2 separate regions of the Homo sapiens genome follow, and region 1 is linked to region 2. The links are chromatin contacts, found by Hi-C in ENCODE. All regions are on one chromosome and are shown on one strand. The core of a region is the stretch at or near the end of the contact, and the rest is flanking DNA. Distances in the headings are between cores, read along the strand shown.

Region 1 (2,772 bases), core at 196-2,695, 410 kb before region 2:
GTGGCAGCAACTTTATGTCCTTTCTCTCCCAGGACAGTTCTAGGGACAAATATTTAGCTCCACTGTGCCTACCAGGGAATTGTATTTTATAGAACGTGTGCTTTGATTGGCAGCTTGAAAAACATGGTTAAAGTCGTGATCAGCACGAATGGAACAGTCAGGAAATGGGTCCCAGGGAACTTTTCCATTCCCACTACTCTTTGAAAAGCCCTGCAAAGATGCTATTGCAAATTTCTGTCTCATCAAACCGGGGATATTACCTTTATAAAAAGAATGCAAGGACTCATAATTCATGATATCCTCTCACCAACGATAGATCTCTAAATTATCAGGAGTAAAGTATATTTAAGAGTAAGAAAATATCTATCAAAGAAGAAAGTCAAGAAATGAATCTGTTTAGTTGTTTTCTTCCTGCTAAGAGCCTCTGATGGAGCATTTACACTGGCTTATGCTCATGTGTGTAGGATCGGCCAAATGCAAGTGGAAAATTATTAGCCAGGCAGTAGTCAGAATGCTCATCCATTCAAGAGCTTCCATTCAGATATATGGAGCTGAAATCTGAAACTAAGGGCTCTGTCCTAACTTTAGCAACTTAATTGCATAGAGCTCCACAGTGGCCTGATTAAGAATGGCTGGTGTCTTGAAATATTTTGAAAATACTGATACCAAAAGATTTTATTCTGAAAAATTATTATCCAATGAGGAAAACGAAAAGGAACCAGTTACAGAAAAGCCTACAGTCTCCGGGGATTGATGATAGAGCACATCATTGAAATGACTGCTATTTCAGAGAAAAGCAGTGCGGAGTTTACATGCTTTCCTTATAACATGAAATTTTAGTCCTTTGTCCAACACTGGGAAGTTAGAGGGAAGGAAACGTCTCTTTACTAACGAGAAAATGCACATTTGCTTCAAAACTATGGGGATGTTCTTTTTTTTTTTTAAACGGTATCCTTGTAAGTTTCTTTATTTGAAATGTGCATGAAATACCACATATGAATTTCTTGAATTTATGTAGTACTTGACTTGTCAAAGATCTTTCTCATGGGTAGGATTATTGGCAGTAAAGATAAGCTGTGGGAGAAAGGCCGGGGAAAAGTCAGTTGATGGTGTTAATTTATGAAGCAGAGTGGAAACAGAAACTAAAGGCTTATTTTCTCTCATTTGAGCAACAGGCTGGTGTTTGGCAAACTGTCCTGGGGGATATTTAGGTGAAGAAGGGCAGGCGTCGTGATCGAAGACTTATCTCCCTTCTTTTCATCTGCACACTTCTTCTCTGACCACAGTTTGAGCACTTTTCAATCACCAGCAGTCTCAGCAGGGCAAGGCTGCCACACGCTTGCTAATGGTATCCCAAACGCTGCATTTCTGGGGCTCATCCAGGAAGCACGGTGATAGACAAGCGAGTTACCGTATTTCCTCTGAAACTGCCTCCCTAAACATCAAATCAATCAGCATGGTTGGACTGCAGGCCACCACTATGTGCTGGCACTAACTATACCATGCTTCTAGGCCCTGCTTGATACTTCCAAAATAACGAAGGACACACAGGCACGCCTATAAAGCGTAATGACTGTTTAGTTGGCCTTTCCGTGGGAATATAGAATCTGCCAAACATAACTACTGATTTAGAGCTCGTCTAGGAATTCCTCCTAGCCCTGAGGTCTCAGTGTTTAGAGATATTTTCCATAAACTGGCTTAAGCCACTGCAGCATTGAATAAATAAATGCAAAGCACAAAGCTGCCAGTGTCTCTCTAGAAGAGTAGATTCTGTGCAGTGGGGTAACACAATGAGCTGTGCATGGAGCCTCTCAGAACGGTGAGTAGCGAACTTCCATCTGACAAAACAGATTTTCTAGTTTGACTTTGAACTTAAGTCAACAAAGATAGAAAAAGTGTGGAAAGTGTAGTCATTTAAAAAGAAGGTCCTGGTGACTATTTTGCTAACTGCAGAAGGCTCTTTACCAGAGTGTTAGCAGTTTATTTTTCAGAGCATTTCCTCAAGACAATGTGTATGAAAGCATTTTGTAATCAGTGGAGTACTTAAACGGCAATGACTATGCAGATACATTTCCAAACTCCTCAAAGTGAAAATGTGTTAGAACATCAGATAAGAGTGAACAAAAGCACAAAAGAGGCATTGCACATCCCTTATAGGCACACGAGACAGTGTGTTCCATTTTGAGAGATCTTATTAAGGAGATTGAAGAGGCTGGGATAATTTTGAATACGATTTCTACCCAGGCAGAGTCAGATGCAGAATTAAAGAAGATAAAGTAGGAGACTTTAGGAGAAATGTATACAGTTCTCATTACCATATACATCCTCTCTTCCTTTAGTCAGAACAACAGCTCTTTGAAATAAGGAAAAAAATAGTCTTGCTCAGCCAAGAGGAACCTGGAAGCTCCCCTTGGATGTTACTGCCCAGGCAAACCTGATGTTCTGTAGTGTGTTCACTAGGATTCCAGAAGCTGGCCAAGTAAGGATGAAGCATCACTGTTTTAGGGGGAGCCAAACTGTGGTGTCCATGGCTGTTCCCCTATGCATCAGTCATTAAGCTTGCCACCAGCTGCTGACATCTAAAGCTGAAAGGAGGGATGTCACGGTACAATAAAATGTATAAGCCAATAAACCTTTATTTGGTGATTGGTCATGCTCTTCTGTATCCTGCCTGGCCATAGCCTATTTTTATCACCAGACTCAAGGAGGGCCTTCACTCACAGAGCTTGTCCACAATAAAGGCTCATTCGTTCCAGGCATAAGCATTGCCCC
Region 2 (2,708 bases), core at 15-2,514:
CCAGCCTGGGTGACAGAGTGAGATCCTGTCCCCCCACCCCCAAAAAAAAAAAAAAAAAAGATTATTATCATCTATTTCATAGGGTTATTGTGAAGACTAAACAAAAAAATGCATTCAAATACCTTAACTCAATGTCAGCATATAACAAACTCTCAGCTAATAAGATTATATCCTTTAGTCCTTGAGTAAGGACATAATATTGAGCAAATTTTTTACTTTCCAGACCAACACAAGTTTGGCAGTTTAAAAATTCCTTTATCTCTTTAAGGTCACTAGGATCTCATTGGTGTTGCTCTAACATCATTTACAAGTGTGAATGGTATGTCCTTTCAAGCTATCAAATCAAACATTCTCTAGCGGTTTAGGTTTGGCAGTGTGGTTTTTGTAAATCTGTTGGAAAAGATGGTAACAAGGGAAGGGGAATGAGGGAGGGAAAATTGGCTTTTGTGATTATTTCCAAATCTTTCTTTGCTCAGAATGAATTTTTTTCCATTCCCTTGTTATACCAGACATGTTCTAGCAATTGCCTGTGGTATAGCCTACTTAATATAACCAAAGTAGTTTAAACATTAATTGAACTCAATCACCCGAGTACTGTTAGTACCAGGAGCTGACTGCTGAAGCCAGCTTACCCCTGCCTTATGCAGTCACTTCAGTTCAATCAGTATAGAGATTAAGGACCCACATTTACAACATCTCGGGTTTCCTCTGCCCACTAAGTTACTTTGCCCTAACATACTTAGAAATAATTTTAATTCTTTATTGTTCTTAGAGAGTTGAGTACTTATTAATTCATTAGGGAAAATGGACTAAGGTCACGGGTTTTGAAAATGCTCACAAGGAACTAGAAGCAGGCCTGCCATGTGAGATCTTTCCAGATGCCATAACGAAAGGAGACTCTTAAGGTGAGGCAGCTGTCAGCACCTACGGAAGACAGAAGCATCTCAGCCCTTTACATTCAAACTTGAGCCTCTAGCTGCTTGGAGGAGCCCCTTTTTCCACCAAGCTAGGTGTGGCTTGTTCCCATCACTTGTTGGTGTCCCCTCTGAACACTTCTATTCAAACTGAAGTGAAAAAAAAAACAATGCCAGTCGGTGCTGCTGGCTCATAGGTCCATAGAGCAAGTCCCTCATGGGCTCTGGCCTGGCTGTGAACCCCTGGCTCCAGGGATACCTGACAGAGAGTACCGGTCACAAGAACTCTGGGTTCTGACCTGGCTCTCAGGACCACCTAACTTTGGGATGTCCAGTCAGTTACTTCACTCCCCTTCTCTCAGCCTTAAACCTCCTCACTTGTAGTGTTTGACTATCACTGTCAAGCAGCAGGACAATTAGAGCAGCTGTTTTCTGTGTGGTCACAATGGGATGAAAGATGAGAAGAGAGCTAGGAGAGATTTCTTGGGGAAAGCAGATTCATCAGTTTAAAAATACAGTTTGAAAACACCAGCCTAGATGATCTTTGAATCTCCTTGCTCTGAACTCAGTGATTTCAGGCAAACCAGGGATGAACTGCTCAAGGCCACCAACTAGGCCTTGGCCTCTTCTTGATCATGAATCAGGCCTCTTCCATTTGTTAACAACAATGTCTGGTAGAAAGAACTGATGTTCCCCCAAGCCTGAAAAGCAGAGTCTTTAAGGAAGAAATTTTCAAAATTATCTGAGAGGGCAAAGTGGCAAATTGGTTCTGTTTTTTACCTCTCAATAAGCAAGCGATAAAACTGCAATTCATTCCATTAAAAATGATTCATTCACTTCTATTAATTCAGTAAACTTCAGCTGAAGGCCTCTGCATGCAGAGATATATGCAGAGAACCATGGAACAGCGAGAGTTTATGCCCTCAGGTTTTATGGGCATGATATGAGGTATATAAGAAATGAGTATAAGCTGGGAGAGGTGACTCACACCTGTAATCCCAGCACTTTGGGAGGCCGAGGTGGGTGGATCACCTGGGCTCAGGATTTCAAGACCAGCCTGGACAACATGACAAAACTCCGTCTCCACAAAAAATGTAAAAATTTGCCAGGAATGGTGGCATGTGCCTGTAGTCTTAGCTACTTGGGAGGCTGAGGTGGGAAGATCACTTGAGCTCAGGAGGCGGAGGTTGTAGTGAGACACTGCATTCCAGCCTGGGCAACAGAGTAAGACCCTGTCTCAAAAAACAGAAACAAAAACAAAAAGGTAAAAATAACAATAATGGGTTGAGTGCCATGAGAAATAGCTAGAAAGCTTTATAGGAAGTGGGCTGTTTAGAGCAAGGGAAGGAGGAATCAGGGTAGAGTTTAATTGGAAGGGCCTTGAAGGAAAAATTGGGTTTAAGCTCAGGATGAAAAACATTCCAAGCAGAGAAACTTACATTGACACAGAGGCAGGAAAATGGAAAACATGTATGAGGAAAAATGAATAGTTTAGTTTGGCTGACACTGAAGTTTGGCAAGAAGAGTAGTTGGAAAGGTCCATTGGGTGGGTGTCTTAAATAAACACTCTTTGTCCATTTCAGTCTTTCCAAGGTTGTACCACCTGATTCCAGATGGTGAAATTACCAGCATCAAGATCAATCGAGTAGATCCCAGTGAAAGCCTCTCTATTAGGCTGGTGGGAGGTAGCGAAACCCCACTGGTCCATATCATTATCCAACACATTTATCGTGATGGGGTGATCGCCAGAGACGGCCGGCTACTGCCAGGAGACATCATTCTAAAGGTAGAGAC

The links. A loop is a pair of places that touch in the nucleus more often than their neighbours do. Pooled maps may share reads with other maps.
Region 1: a loop to region 2 is called in a map of heart right ventricle, with 3 times the contacts of the local background. The contact joins the enhancer-like site here to the promoter of LNX1-AS1 in region 2. A Hi-C loop is called at or near these places in 15 of 168 maps with a recorded cell type or tissue (Calu3, IMR-90, MCF 10A and 10 more), 4 of 37 single-sample maps with no recorded cell type and 23 of 50 pooled maps.

The regions. Positions count from the first base shown.
Region 1 is chr4:53,904,749-53,907,520 of GRCh38, reverse strand. All of the region lies in intron 1 of LOC124900702 (a long non-coding RNA gene), which reads right to left. Among named protein-coding and RNA genes, the nearest start is that of CHIC2, 160 kb to the left of the region's middle. Within about 2 kb of position 1,445, at least 9 of the 41 ENCODE cell types and tissues checked have a DNase peak (open chromatin) inside an H3K27ac peak, as active enhancers do; they include IMR-90, heart right ventricle and ovary, where a contact is called at or near this core.
Region 2 is chr4:53,498,633-53,501,340 of GRCh38, reverse strand. It overlaps LNX1-AS1 (LNX1 antisense RNA 1), which reads right to left and starts at 1,264. Exons shown (of 4, transcript NR_046622.1): 1 at 1,214-1,264; 2 at 839-924. It overlaps LNX1 (ligand of numb-protein X 1), which reads left to right. Exons shown (of 11, transcript NM_001126328.3): 5 at 2,498-2,700.